Regions from separate parts of the Homo sapiens genome. Here regions 1 and 3 are each linked to region 2. A link is a contact called in ENCODE Hi-C or POLR2A ChIA-PET data. All regions are on one chromosome and are shown on one strand. Each heading gives the region's core, a stretch centred on a gene start or an enhancer-like site at or near the end of the contact. The rest is flanking DNA. Distances are from core to core; before and after follow the strand shown.

Region 1 (2,700 bases), core at 96-2,595, 600 kb before region 2:
ATTGTAAGCATTATTAGCTTTGTATTTATTTTTTCACTCTCTTTTATAAACTGTTGGCTATTAAAGAGAACAATTTCATAGAGTTCATTTCAGTGTGATTTTCTTTTATTTTGGTCACTGCATATGGTCTGGACATGGGTCTTCAGCATCGCAGGGCATGGGATGAGGGTGAGAGAGAGAGCGAGAGAGAGAATGCATCTGTTCAATAAATAGAGTGAAGGGTAAGGATCACACAGACTGTGGCCCATATCCTTCTGGGGTGTGGACTTGGGCATATTTGAGACTTTTTACTATTAATACTAATCACGACCGCAGCCCACTCTAATCCATGTGCCATGACCATTGGTGAAACTCTGAAGTCAAGACCTTAGTGAATCATGTCCTAGTCTGTTGGGCAATACCTTTATTTTTGGATTTGGGTTATTTGTAGATTGCCCTTTTTTGGTATAAATGAGCAGTACTGTTTATTTCCATTTTGCAATAAAAAGCTACTGGCTATTTAGCCAGAAAGCAAATATTTTCACTCTGAATTGCTTTCTGGACATTTTTTCCAACAGTGTTTGATTTGAAGCTGTGAAACACATTACTCCCCTTCCCTCCTCCCATCCCCTGCCCCTGCCATTTCCTCTTAGGTGGATCAAAACCAGTGCTTCAGAAAATAAAGCCAGTATTCTTTGATTGCTCCTTTACCATATGAAAGCATCAGAGAGGCTGAAATAAATGCCTGTTTGGTCCCAAAACACTGCCATCCAGGAAAATCTGCCAGCCAACCAGGTGTTCCAGAATATTTTGCCTGAGGGCCAGCCTGCCCAGGAACTGGCATTGAAATATGTCTGGGCTTTGGTATTTTCTGTGCAGCTTAAAGTGCTACCTTTGGGCACATTTATTGGGATGCATAAGAAATAGTGTACAATCTGCATAGTGATAAAGTTTTGTGTGTCTTAGACATGTTCTCCAGTTGTAGAATATTTCTCTTACAGACCTTTGGATCCCTCAGTTTCTTTTTTAAAGTTAATTTTGTATTTTTCCACCTGAATGTCTTCTCCACTCTCCATTTATTTAACTAAATTTTTAAATCTTGTTTGTTTCCTTATCCACTGAAAACTTTACCCCCAAACCTTTACCCTTTACACAGTAACATACCTATCCACTCACATACACGCACACCACCACTCACCCACCAACACACCAAAACAAATTGTAAAATCTTAAACTTAAAAGTTTAATTTCATTTCCAGCTGTGATTTACTATCAGTAGCCTGGTTGTCCTTTATTTTAGTCATTTCCAGCCCTGCCTGGCTAAACTCAAGTCGCTCAACTCCTGATTGACTCATAGTCTAGGTATTTGGTAGGAAGATTTTAATCTTTCTTTTTCATGTTGGTGACATTTCCTAGTTGTGCTCTGCCATTCTTTAGGTAGCTGATAATGGGGCTTTTTTCTTTTTAATAATAGCAAATAAGAACAGTATAATTAAAAAAAGAATGAAAGAAAAATAGTAATTTCAGAAAGAACCAGTATGAACATAGCAATGAATTGCAAATTTGTAAAAATAACTTGGGTATTAATATATCAGATTCCTGAAAAGTGAGTAAATGTTTTCTTCTCATTTTTTCCCAGTGTCTTCTAAGTAGAAGATGAAGGATGCTTTGCAGGTGACTAAAATGCACTGCCTTGTTATTACAGGGAGCGGACTCAAACCTTTCAAATATTTTGAGTGGTTGGAAAGAAGAAACACAAAACAATTCTATTTTCTGAGTTTTAAAAATGTCTGAACCCCTGGAAGACCCAGCCAGACCAAATCTGCTTTTTCTCCTGGATCCATAATGTACAGTGGTAAATTAAAGGCTTCGAGAAGCTCTGTAGTAAAGAACTCTGTTTAACTTGATGTTTTACACATTCATTAGACCATGAGATTCTCTTCTTGTAGAATAAGAATCAACATCTCATAGAAAATTTCCAGAGACCACAGTTAAAGAAGGGTTCTCTGAAGCCTTTTAAAAGCAGAGAGTAGGCAGCCTGAGGTACCAACTCTGCAGTGTGATCAGCAGAGGAAGACAGAATTGGGAGAAGCAGCAGAGGTCTATGGCTTCTAACTGGAACCTAAGGATAAAAGCACAAGAGATGCTGAGTGGTGAGCTTCTGCCCACAGAGGGGACAAGATTGAGGGAGAGGAAAGGGGCTGAGATGTCCCATGTGACCCGAGCAGGCATGCAATAAGCTCATCCCTCAGTTAAGCCAGGTTTTTCCAACTTTGTTGGATATTTGAATCATAGTTGTTTTGTTCTGCCATAAAGACAATTGACTGAGTTTTGATTTCCCAATGTACATGGGGGAAAAGTAACCTTCCTGATTCATTAATTCAGTAATTACTCAGTATATCTCTGGTGAGTATTCATAATCATATTGTTGTGAATAGGTTTGAATAATCTGTCTTGTTTTCAATGGAAGTTACATCAATTAGGTTTCCTACAAATTACACCCCCCACCCTCTGCTTCCCCAACTCACACACACATATTTGTTTCCCATTCTGTGGTGACACATAATGAAAGCTTATTGAGAACCTGGTCTGTGTAAGACAGCTGCCCTGCAGATGTTCCAGAATTGTATTAAATGCTCTACACATTAATGTTGACTTACAGGAGTCTGAAGTTTTCACCCCAATCTCAAGCACTTTAACTCTTCATTCCTCTTTGATTTA
Region 2 (2,700 bases), core at 4-2,503:
CAGTTCTGATTAGATGCCAGCTTCTTCCCATCAGGTATGAGATAATGATTGAATCAGACTGGATGGATGGATAAAGTTGCTCCTGGATTGATGCTGAATGATAGTTATATCTAATCTCTGTGCATAGAAAAGCCAAGCCAGCCAGGCAAAGTGGCTCACGCCTGTAATTCTAGCACTTTGGGAGGCCAAGGCGGGTGGATCACCTGAGGTCAGGAGTTCAAAACCAGCCTGGCCAACATGGTGAAATCCTGTCTCTACTAAAAATACAAAAATTAGCCAGGCGTGGTGGTGGCGCCTGTAATCCCAGCTACTCGGGAGGCTGAGGCAGGAGAATGGCTTGAACCTGGGAGGCAGAGGTTGCAGTAAGCTGAGATCTTGCCATTGCACTCCAGCCTGGGCGACAGAGGGAGACTCCATTAAAAAAAAAGAAAAGAAAAGCCTACTGACATTAGCAGTATTATATGGTCGAAAAATAGCCATCATAATAATTTACATTGGTCTCATTTTTATTGAAATGAGGCCATGCAAAGCCACATGTAAAGATGAATTCAGCAAAAACCCAAACCGAATGAAATACTGGTTCAGAGAATATTCTTATGTTGTGATTGTGTCATGCCTAACAGAATTTAAAAATAATGGTCTAAGTAATTCTAAGTGGTTTCACATAAATAATTGTGGATAGAGTCCAAAATAGGTATTTTCATAGATTTTTCTGAATATTAGTTCAAGTTCAATTTATTCTGGATTTTGATTTCAGTCTCTGGTGCTTGTAACTTTTATTTTATACATCTTATCCCAGTAAGTTGTCCTTGAAAAAAATAGTAAGAGCCTTGTCACCTACCCTTTAAAATGTTTTCAAATATAAAAATATAGAAAGTTGTACAGGTCATAAACATACAAGTCAATTTTCACAAACTGAATACAACTGTGTAATTAGCACCCAGGTTAAGAAACAGAACTCAGCAGCACCTCAGAACCCACTTCATGCCTCATCTCCCAAAAGCAACCTCTATCCTGACCCTTAACTACATAGTTCAGTGCATCGGTTGGCTCTTGCTGCAGAACAAACAATCACAAAACTTCAATATTTTATCATTCACTCACGGGGGTGGTTGTGTAGGCAAGTTGGTTCATCTTGGCTGGGCTCTTGCCAGGTCTGTCCCACAGGCCTTGGCCAATGGATGAAATGAGTACTCAGACACAGGTATGCAGTATAAAAGCAGCTAGGTGACTGGCTGGCTCTAACGGCCAGACAGCAGCCTGGAGAAGCTGGAGCTGCTTGCTTTTATTCAGCTCAGGCACAATGCCAAAAACCTGGAGCCAACACAACCTGTAGGTAATTAACATTTATTGTTCTCCTTCCAGAGAAAGTCAGGTGTGTGGATGATCAAAGGTCAGTTCCTGGTCAACATAAGTAAACAAGCCTGTTTAAGATAAATTCCCCTACACTCCTTTGTACTTACTCCTTGCCCTCTGCCTCAGGGTTATAGAACAGCTGCTTTCAGCTATTCTCTCCTGGGGCTCTGCAGGAGCTTCCAACCTTTCAGAAGGTTTGCATCCTTTCCCTATAATTTTTCCCACCACTGTGACTGATCCCCCACAGACTTTCTCTTGCACCTTGGGGGTTGGGGGACAGCTCGCCTCCAGCAGGCTAGCCAGGCATGGCCATGGTGATAGCAGAGAATAAGAGAACAAACAGAAATATGCAGGCATCCTCTTTATTCAAGATAGGATCTGACAGAGCCAGGATTAGAGTGAGGCTAGTAGAGTGAGGCTAGTAAATTGAGTTATGCAAGTGCAGGGTCAGCTCCTGTCTTTATCGAAATTTTGTTCACAATGGATTTTCTTGCATTAATTTTGATTTTTCAAAAACATTGCATTCAATATTATTTTTCTTGATTACTGAGGATTTTGGTGCCTCCTTAATTTTAAGGCTGGGGCAGTTGCCTTCATTGCCTCACCATAGTCCTGACCCTGCTGGGGAAATACACTCCACATCTTCAGTGAAAGGAGCTGCAGTCATATGGCAAAGGGCATGGATTTTAAGAGATGAAGAGTTAGAGCTGCTAGTACAATCAATCTACCACAATTAATTTTGGCCATTTTTTACACTGGGCGCAGTGACTGATGCCTGTAATCCCAGCACTTTGGGAGGCTGAGGCAGGAGGATCACTTGAGTGCAGGAGTTTGAGACCAGCCTGGGCTATACAGGGAGATCCCATCTGTACAAAAAGTTTTTTTTTAAATATTAGGTGGGTGTGATAGCATGCTCCTATAGTCCCAGCTACTCAGAAGGCTGAGGTAGGAAGATCCTTCAGCCTGGGAATTTGAGGCTGCAGTGAGCTGTGATTATGCCACTGTACTCCACCCTGGGTGACAGAGCAAGACCTTGTTTGGGGCCCTTTTTTTGTTTTATATAAGTGGAATTGGACAATGTGTATTCTCTTGAGTCTGGCATCTTTTTCTTAATGTAATATTTGTGAAATACATCCAGAGTGTTGTGTGTAATTGTAAATCATTCATTTTCATTGCTATACAGAATCCTGTTGTACAAAGACACCACCGGGTTGAAAGGCATTCGGATAGTCACCATTTACGGCTATGAATACCATTGTGTTGAACAATCTAGTATAAATCTCTATTAAATATATATGCATTTTTGTTGGACATGTACATAGGAATGGAATTGCTGGGTCCGAG
Region 3 (2,700 bases), core at 43-2,542, 750 kb before region 2:
CTTGCCTCTGTAGCTTAAAGTAGAGTCCGAGTGTGAGCCAATCTTCCTGATGGGTTAATACATAGATGCAAATCCTTTTTTCTGAACTTACGGACAAGTATTATCCACCAAGAACTCTGTCTTAGGGCTGCTTTACTAAGAATATATTAAGCCATTAAGGACTACTGATTTCTAATATTCAAAACATGATTAGGTAAGAATTCTTGTTGTCATACATTTGACATATTGCAAAGTTCTCACTGGGCCTGCCAGATCAGAACTATAGTCTCTGCCAGAAAAAAACAAAAAAAAAAACCACTCCCACCATGGCCACCGCCACTGCCAACAACAAAACTCGAAAGTGCATGCTTGCTCTATTGCTGCAGAACAGTGCTTCTTCAAATAAGAAGAAACGCCTTCATATAACTTCACTTTCAAAATCTGGAGATGTAGGTCCGATTGTCTATAGACTGTATTCTTGAGATGAAACATTTGAAACTCTTCACAATACTAGTTGACTTTGCCCAGATTTAAATTCTGCCACTCTCCCATCATGTCACTCTTTGGCTTGCTGACTATATCCGCCTCTCACACTCATCATGCACACACTACCTTCTTCATGCTTTGCTGAAGCCATAATCTCCATGTGGGAGTGTCTACCTGCTCTTACATCTTCATGCATGTGCTTGAATGTGTAGACACACATCCACATGCCTCCTGACTCTGTGGAGCTTGACTGTGTGGTGACAACATGTATAAAGATGTATTGCAGCCTCTTATGGTTCTCTTGTATAGCTTTTACATCTGTGTGAACTTTTGGGTTCAGGAAAGCTGGGTTTTTCTGAGTTCCATTGTGCAATTGGACAAACGCTTACTGCTTTGTTTTCTGTAAAATGACAATAATCCCTTTCATCAGGTGAAGTTTACTAAGTATTTGTAGGGATTTGCAGATAAAAGAATTAATTTAATGAAATGAGTGTTGTGTAACTTGCCCAATGAGCCAAATACTTTCTTGCTTTTGTTTCTGATTTTTGTGTGGTGCATGTGTGTAGTTTGTGAGAGAAAGACATAATGTGGAATGTATATTGTTTCATGCTTTCCCATGAGCTCGGTCAAATGGACTTTGTATGATATTTACATTTCATTCTGTGTAGTATAGAAAACACTGTTTGGTCAGTGACACATTTCCAACAAGTGACAGCTCTGGGAGAAACATGTTTTTAGGAATGTACAAGATTGCACAGGAGAGCTATAAAGTTTGATTAGTCCATACAGTACTGTGTACTTTGCAAACAGAGTGAGACAGACGTTTGGCTCAATTTCATTTAAAAGGTATTTTCCTCAGATCTATACACTGAACCATATGACTATGTTTTTTTCATAACTCTCTTCCCCCATGTGTTATCCATTATGGATTGAGAGGACTGCAAACACCGAAGCCAGCGTGAGTCAGCAAAATTTATATGCAGATCATACGCCCACTCAGTGGGGCTTTCCCCAGTCTGTCCTGACCATCACACCCAAGATGGCCCTCCAGTATTTGGAACTAGATTCTGGTACTCTTGGATGTAAATGCTAGGCCATCAAACTGTGTCTCTTGGCTACTATTCCTTTTGGGCCTTTTACTTACAATGTCATGCTGGGAAGCATCCAATTATTGACTAGAAAAATACACTTTTTAAAAAAGTTTGAGATAAATTATCATTACTCAAGAAATATTTGTGCATCTCATATGGGCTAGGCACTGTGCAGGGTACAAAGGACATAAAGGTGAACAAGAAGAATCTTTGTTCTTCAAGATGTGTGACTAACTGATGGGTGCAGGAAAGGCTCATTGAGAAGGTGACATTTGAGTTGGGTCTTGAAGGGCGAGGAGTGTTTCACTAGTTTCAACCTTACAGGTAGAAGCTAAAGATGATCTTGCTTCATTGCAGATAGAATAAATTGATGTTCCAAAATCTAACTTGTTTGGCAGAGGGTAAAACATAAGATTTATTGGATAGTTCCAAGGCAGTCAGTGATCAAATATAATCTACTCTGTGTTACAGTTATAAGCAAATATTGATAAGACACGATGTTTTCCTATCTAAGAATTTCCCAAAAATAGGGCAATAAAGAAGTCATAAGAGGTCTCAGGGCCCATTAAAAGGCTTCCAGCAGAATATTTCACAATACAGGCAGCTCTCACTTTGCAGAGTTCTGATATGTGTGGATTTCAGTTACCACGGTTTGCTTCAATAACACCAGTCCCTAACAGCATGGTTCAAATTTCAGTTACCCTGGTATATTAACCGTGAGTGATTGCATGAAGCACAGACTATGCTGCTGCCTCTGCAGAAGAAAAATTGCTACATCAGTGACAGATGCCCTTCATAATCTGTCACCAATCTGTGTCTCCTTGTCACTAGTAATAAATTCATGTGACATTTTATAAAAATGAATGTTAGAAAATGGGAATTGACCACTAAAGATAAAAATAAAGCAAAGAACAAAATTTGATAATGATGAATGTAAAATTTGAATCAAATGTCAATGGAATTAGAAGAAATAGCTGACTGTGGAATTGGTGACCTTGCTGCTGACACTCTAGATATGCAGCCAGGGAAACTTAGTAAAGATGGACTTATGCACGTAAAGGAGGAGAGTGGCTGTGACGAAAAAGATGAAAATGTCCCAGAGGAAGTGACGCTCAAAAGAAATCACTTCATGTTAAAGGAACTC

What was found. Hi-C counts contacts between places; a loop is a spot of excess contacts on that map. ChIA-PET counts read pairs that join two places held with the same protein, here RNA polymerase II (POLR2A). Pooled maps may share reads with other maps.
Region 1: a map of IMR-90 shows a loop between it and region 2 (7-fold over the local background). The contact joins two enhancer-like sites. A Hi-C loop is called at or near these places in 1 of 168 maps with a recorded cell type or tissue (IMR-90) and 6 of 50 pooled maps. POLR2A ChIA-PET finds 5 or more read pairs at or near these places in 2 of 52 experiments (BJ and HepG2).
Region 3: a map of PC-3 shows a loop between it and region 2 (3-fold over the local background). The contact joins two enhancer-like sites. A Hi-C loop is called at or near these places in 1 of 168 maps with a recorded cell type or tissue (PC-3). POLR2A ChIA-PET finds 5 or more read pairs at or near these places in 1 of 52 experiments (BJ).

What each region holds. Positions count from the first base shown.
Region 1 is chr15:39,299,581-39,302,280 of GRCh38, reverse strand. All of the region lies in intron 1 of LOC105370777 (a long non-coding RNA gene), which reads left to right. Among named protein-coding and RNA genes, the nearest start is that of LINC02915, 50 kb to the right of the region's middle. Within about 2 kb of position 1,345, at least 6 of the 41 ENCODE cell types and tissues checked have a DNase peak (open chromatin) inside an H3K27ac peak, as active enhancers do.
Region 2 is chr15:38,701,329-38,704,028 of GRCh38, reverse strand. No RefSeq gene overlaps it. Among named protein-coding and RNA genes, the nearest start is that of LINC02694, 6.1 kb to the right of the region's middle. Within about 2 kb of position 1,253, at least 2 of the 41 ENCODE cell types and tissues checked have a DNase peak (open chromatin) inside an H3K27ac peak, as active enhancers do.
Region 3 is chr15:39,454,348-39,457,047 of GRCh38, reverse strand. No RefSeq gene overlaps it. Among named protein-coding and RNA genes, the nearest start is that of THBS1, 130 kb to the left of the region's middle. Within about 2 kb of position 1,292, at least 2 of the 41 ENCODE cell types and tissues checked have a DNase peak (open chromatin) inside an H3K27ac peak, as active enhancers do.